Regions from separate parts of the Homo sapiens genome. Here region 1 is linked to region 2. A link is an interaction called in ENCODE POLR2A ChIA-PET data of the cell type or tissue named here. Cell type or tissue: PC-9. All regions are shown on one strand. Links, peaks and the distances in the headings refer to the core of each region. The heading gives the core; the rest is flanking DNA.

What was found. ChIA-PET counts read pairs that join two places held together with the same protein. Peaks named below come from ENCODE experiments on the same cell type or tissue, not always from the same donor. Only the 100,000 strongest peaks of a DNase experiment are listed, where the experiment ranks them.
Region 1: POLR2A ChIA-PET joins it to region 2 with 5 read pairs; 4 of 35 experiments call an interaction of 5 or more read pairs at or near these places.

Annotation. Positions count from the first base shown.
Region 1 is chr20:39,003,015-39,005,928 of GRCh38, reverse strand. DHX35 (DEAH-box helicase 35) reads right to left here. Exons shown (of 22, transcript NM_021931.4): 11 at 2,022-2,180. Among named protein-coding and RNA genes, the nearest start is that of DHX35, 42 kb to the right of the region's middle. In PC-9, for the core only: no CTCF peak of the experiment used is centred there; a DNase peak (open chromatin) is centred at 1,258.
Region 2 is chr20:38,879,437-38,882,350 of GRCh38, reverse strand. The region is part of intron 2 of PPP1R16B (protein phosphatase 1 regulatory subunit 16B); the gene reads right to left. Among named protein-coding and RNA genes, the nearest start is that of FAM83D, 46 kb to the left of the region's middle. In PC-9, for the core only: no CTCF peak of the experiment used is centred there; no DNase peak of the experiment used is centred there; H3K27me3 peaks cover 966 bases.

The DNA.
Region 1 (2,914 bases), core at 151-2,650, 120 kb before region 2:
ACCTGTTTCCTCATCTACATAATAAGATTTACCACCTCCCCTAGGGCTACTGAAGGGACTATATACAATTAATATATAAAGTGATCAGAGCCTAGCATTTGTTAGTTTTTCCCTTTGGCATAACCAAAGTAAATCACCCTCCATCTTGCGCAGGTATAGTCATTTATTCATTCATATCATGATTACTTTCTGAGGGTGTGCACTTTGCCAAGCACTGTTCAAGGTGCTGGGATGTAGGATAAACAAGACAGACAAGGCCCCTGCTCTGCCAGAGTTTACATTCTAGTTTGAGTGTTTAGGGTGAAGACATGCTGAACATAAACAAGAAGATAATTTCAGAGAACAACAAATACTATAAAGAAAATATTAACACAATGAGGCAATATGATATGATGTAGTATATAACATGTATATTATATATTATTGTAATAATAGGGCATGCTACTTTACTTTTGTTGGCCAGGCAGAGCCTCTGTGAAAGATTTTGAGCAGAGACCTGAGTAACAAGCAGCAGCCAACCCTATAGAGATCCAAGAATAAGAAACAGTTCAAAGGAAGGAGAAACAGCCAGTGCAGCCAAAATACAAAGTACAAGATGAGGTTGCAGAGGGAGGCAGATATGCAATCATATGTGGTCTCTGGGCCACCATGAGGTATTTGAATTTTATTCCCAGTACATTGGGAGCTGCCCCTGAAGGGTTTAAGTAGCAGGGGACACATATATATAGCAGTTAGAACTTTTTTCAGGCACTTTACATTTTATAAATCATTTTATAAAAATTATTTTATAAATGATCATTTTATAAAATAATCTTTCTAATATTTTTATGTAGTTGGGATTAAGATGTTATGCTATAAAACCACCTATCTGAAAGTTATTATTATTTACGTTTTACAGCTGCAAAAACTCAGATTCGAGGTTAAGTCAGTTGTCCCAAGGCACATAGTAGCTCAGGGGCAGAATCCAGGTCTCCTGATTGGCTGGCTGCAATTAATGTTTGACAGGGCAGACTCATGTTGCTCCATCCCAATGGTCAAGGGGCTGAGCACCCTCTTCCAGGTGGTCTGAAATTGGGAGTGGATCCTCAGACCATCCCTCACCTGCTCTATTCTCTGCCATCTGTTGATAAATAGCTACTACAGTAAAAGCTGTCCTCGGGCTGGTTCTGTGCAGTCCTCATCTAATGAAAGGAAAAGGCAGAGTCAGGCCCAGGTGGACTGGCTGCCTGCCAGCTCCTTCAAACCAATGCTTTCCACCACACCCTTCCTCACTCTCACTTCAAGGCTAAACATTTTTAAGCCACACCTTGAATTAATTGATTTAAACTTGGCCCTTTAAAATAGGCAAGCTGATACTTAAAACAAATTATTTAGAAACCATGTGTACCAATTTTTCTATTGCTCCTGACTGACCTCAATCCCCCTAAACAATCCCTTAAGCCAAAGTAAGCATGTGTCGTGGGAAATATTAGGAAGGCAGAAGAGAAGAAAAGAGAAGTCACCTGATCTGATAACTACTGTCAAAGTGATCCTTCAGTGGGACAGGTTTAGAATCTTCACAACAGGCCGGGCACGGTGGCTGACGCCTGTAATCCCAGCACTTTGGGAGGCCAAGGTGGGCGGATCACAAGGTCAGGAGATCGAGACCATCCTGGCTAACTTAGTGAAACCCCGTCTCTACTAAAAATACAAAAAAAAATTAGCCGGGTGTGGTGGCGGGCGCCTGTAGTCCCAGCTACTCAGGAGGCTGAGGCAGGAGAATGGCGTGAACCCGGGAGGCAGAGCTTGCAGTGAGCTGAGATCGCGCCACTGCACTCCAGCCTGGGCAACAGAGCGAGACTCCATCTCAAAAAAAAAAGAAATCTTCACAATGTATTATTTATTGTGTGCTTTTAGATCTACTACACAGAAATATGGACCTAGAAGTCTGCCTTGTGTTTAGCAAGTTTCAAAACAAGTAAAGGAGCATCATTATGATTATAGACGGCTGCCAACACCCTTGGTCATCAGGATAGTCTCACCTTTCTGACACTGCGTGACACCCTTTCAAACACTTTCATTTGCTCAAAGGAAGGCAGTCCTGCATACATGGGGAGAACTCGGAGGTGTCTCTTCATCCCAGTGCGAGCTAGTGCTCGAGCCTGCTCGATGAGCATCGACACAACAGTTTCTACCTCTTCCTAAAGACGTTGAACCAGGAACCAAAGAAACCGAGATCAATTTAAAGCATGCTATTTTATCATACTGAAAGAAAATAAAAGTTGGGATCTGGACTTTAATTTTGGTCAGATTCAAGAATTTCAGTGCCGTCATGTTCCACTCTGGGATGGTATTTAATTAAATGCTAATACACAATGATGACAATGGGTGAAATTTTGCAACTACACTATTAGTTACTAAAAACTCGGTATGATCTGCAATGAATGGAAGAGTTCCCAATAAATAAAAACGATGACTATTTTACTCAGCATACATATACGGTGTCAAACAAGCATCTCATGCATATAGACAAGTTGCAGCATATAAAATCACTGTAAGCTTTCTCCAAAAAAGATTACTGAACCATGGAAAGTGTTTGGCAGTGGAAAAGATTACAGTTGGAGGGCAGGTCTGAATAGTGCTGGCCACCGTCAGCGAGCACTTGGGTCTGTTCAGTTGTTTTACCAGTAATATGGCCACTTATCACCTCCAGGATGAGCTGTAAAGGTGTCACTGGAAAAAGAGGTACACAGCAGCAACATGTGTGCAGGACATGGACCTAATGTAGTATCCAATTCTGGCAAACAAAATAGCCCTCACTCAACTACCTAGTTTATTTTGGAATCAGCTAATACATTTAAAAAAACATTTAACCCTCTGCAGACAGAACAGGCAGGGGCTAACGAGTCCCTGACAATCTAGATGGTAGATGAAT
Region 2 (2,914 bases), core at 268-2,767:
ATGAGTGAGCAGACACCCTTCCTTGAGCCTCCCTCATCAACACCACCTGACCTGGAGGCTGACCACAGCAGTCCTTCAGCCCCACCCAACACTGTCCCCCTCTGCAGGCTGGATACAGGGGACTCAACATGTCCCTCTGTCCAGGATCCCACTCCTCATTCTCTCTGCCCTGTGCCCTTGCTCTTTCTACAGCCCAGCACTAACTGTGTGCCAGGCATTGTGTTAAGCCCTTCATATCCATCAAGTCAATTAGTCCTCATAATCCAGTTACGAGGATAAGTAACCTGCTGTTATTAAATAGCTCCCTGCGATTATTGCTCCAGTTTACAGATGGGAAAACTGAGGCTCAGATTTGCATACATGAAATGATTTGCCCAAAGACACCTGGCTGGGAATGGTAGAGCTGGGATTTTCACCCAGGCCCAGCCAGCTCCGAAGAGTGAACCCTTAACCACTTTGCTAAAATGGTACCAAACAAGGACCCAGGGAAGGAAGCATATACAGCGGAGAGAAGAACAGGATGGACACAGATGTTATCATGAAGAGAGCCCACAGGGATGGCAAAAAGCTAAGAGAAAGGTCAAGAACATTGCCAATAAAGGTCAGTGTTCCAGAACATCATGTGATAGAGAAGACAGTTGCCAACAGGCATTGCTGCAGCCTTTGTGGTTACTATATTTGCAAATGAAGTCACTGAGGCACAGAAGTGAACACTGAGCCTGAGGTCCAGCGCCACCTCTGTCGGTCTCCCTGCTGCATCTCCATTGTAGGTAGACCCCAGCCTGCCCCTGCTTCCAAGCACCCTGGTGGCCTGCCTGATGTCGCCACATCCCGCCCACTGGGTTGCACCTCCTGCATGAACAGCCCAGTCCGCACTGACTTATTTCCCCCTCTTCAAGGTGCTGTCAGGACTGCTGTGTGCCCAGCCCTCTGCTCTGATAACGCCAAAGGGCCAGCACTCTCAGAGCAGCCCCTCTGCTCTCCTCCCAAGTCAAAGCTGTCCTGTGCCCCCAAGGCACTGCGCTTCCAAAAATCACCCCACTGAGCAATTGAAACCTTTCCACCCACCACTGCTCCTCCCTGGAGCAGAAATAGCCAGAAATAGCTGCTCCCAGGGAAGCCCGGCTGCCTGGAGCTGAGGGTGGAGACTCAGTCAAGTTGCATGGTGGTTTCTGCAGTGGCTGGTGCAGCCCGCCCCTCTGCCAGGCAGCTCCCCCGGGATCCTGGGTGATGACTCACCCTGGTGGACCAGAAAGACACGGGCTTCCCTCAAAGTCACATCCCCAGGACCAAGCCTCAGGTCCCAGGAGCCAGCCCCTTGCTCTTCCCCAGATAGAAAGTATCACTCTTGGCCCATTCAAGAAGAGGAGGGGTTGGACAACCGTGTGAAGACGCGTGGAAATCAGAGCCCTCGGGCCCTGCTGGTGGGAACGTAAGATGGCACAGCACTGTGGAAAACAGACTGACAGGTCCTTAAAAAGTTAAACAGCATTACCATCTGACCCAGCAATTCTACTCCTAGGTATATATTTAAGAGGAATGAACATATATGTCCACACAGAACTTTGCATATGAATGTTTTTATAGCATTAGTCGCGATATCTCTAAAGTAATACCCAAATTTCCATCAACTAATGAATAGATAAACAAAATTCCATACAATGGAATAGTATTTTTTTCTTTTTGAGACAAGGTCCCTCTCTCACCCAGGCTGGAGTACAGTGGTGTGATCAAGCTCACTGCAGCCTCAACCTCCAGGGCTCAAGCAATCCTCCCACCTCAGCCTCCTAAGTAGCTGGGAGTACAGGTGCGCACCACCATGCCCAGCTAATTTTTTTTGTATTTTTGTAGAGATGGCATTTTGCCATGTTGTCCAGGCTGGTCTCGAACTCCTCAGCTCAAGTGATCCTCCTGCCTCAGCCTCCCAAAGGGCTGGGATTACAAGCGTGAGCCACCACACCCAGCCCTGCCTGTCTTTCTCTGTCTTCACTTCACCTGGTTAATTCTTACTTAGATTCCAAGTCCCAGCTTCAATGTCATTTATTCTGCAAAGCCTCTTGCAGGTCTCCCAGGCTGGGCCAGGCACCCTTCTCATATGACTGCTGTGCCTCCCAAACTCCAAAAAGACTTAACACTATTTTATAGTTATGTATGGATTTGTCTGTGTCTTTACGACACTAAAGTTCTGGAGGGATAGGGTGAGTAGGACCATCTTTTGGCTACCGTGCTGCTCCTGTGATGTAGTTCAGGCCCCCAGTCAATTTCTGATGACCGCAGAAGTGAATGGAGCTTACCTGGCCTCTACCCAAGCCTCAGAACCAGCCAGAACATCTGTTCTTGAGCTACTCTATGCTTCTTCCTTTGGACAAGAGCATTCCCAGGCTGGGCCACAGACTTTTCCTTGTCAGAGAGAATCTTCACCCTTTGGCTTGAACAAAGAGGCCAGTTCCTCTCCTAGCATCTCTGACACCCTTAGCACCACCAGGACAAGATGGCCAAGGGGACCCCAGACACGTAGCTATAAACCTGCTCCCTTCTAGAACCTCTGTGCCCAGGACATATGTCTCTGCTAGACAGAAGGGGTTGACAGAGATTCACATCAGCTACCCAGATGCCTCTGCACATGTAACTTACATCTGGCATTGGGTGTATGCAGGAAAAGTGACAGCACACCCTTTAGGATATAAGCTCTATGCGGGCAACTCGTGTCTGTCTTCTTATGTGGGGCATGCAGCTCCTAGAGAAAGCACTCAACAAATATTTGTTGACTGAATGAACAAATTAAAAATATTTTTTTAAATTCTAAGAATAAAAAACTAAAGATACCCAGAAAACTGATGTACAAAGTAGGCCTGCAGTTAATCTTTTTCAATATGTATAGTCTTTCTGACACATGGAGGTTGGGGTGAGGTGG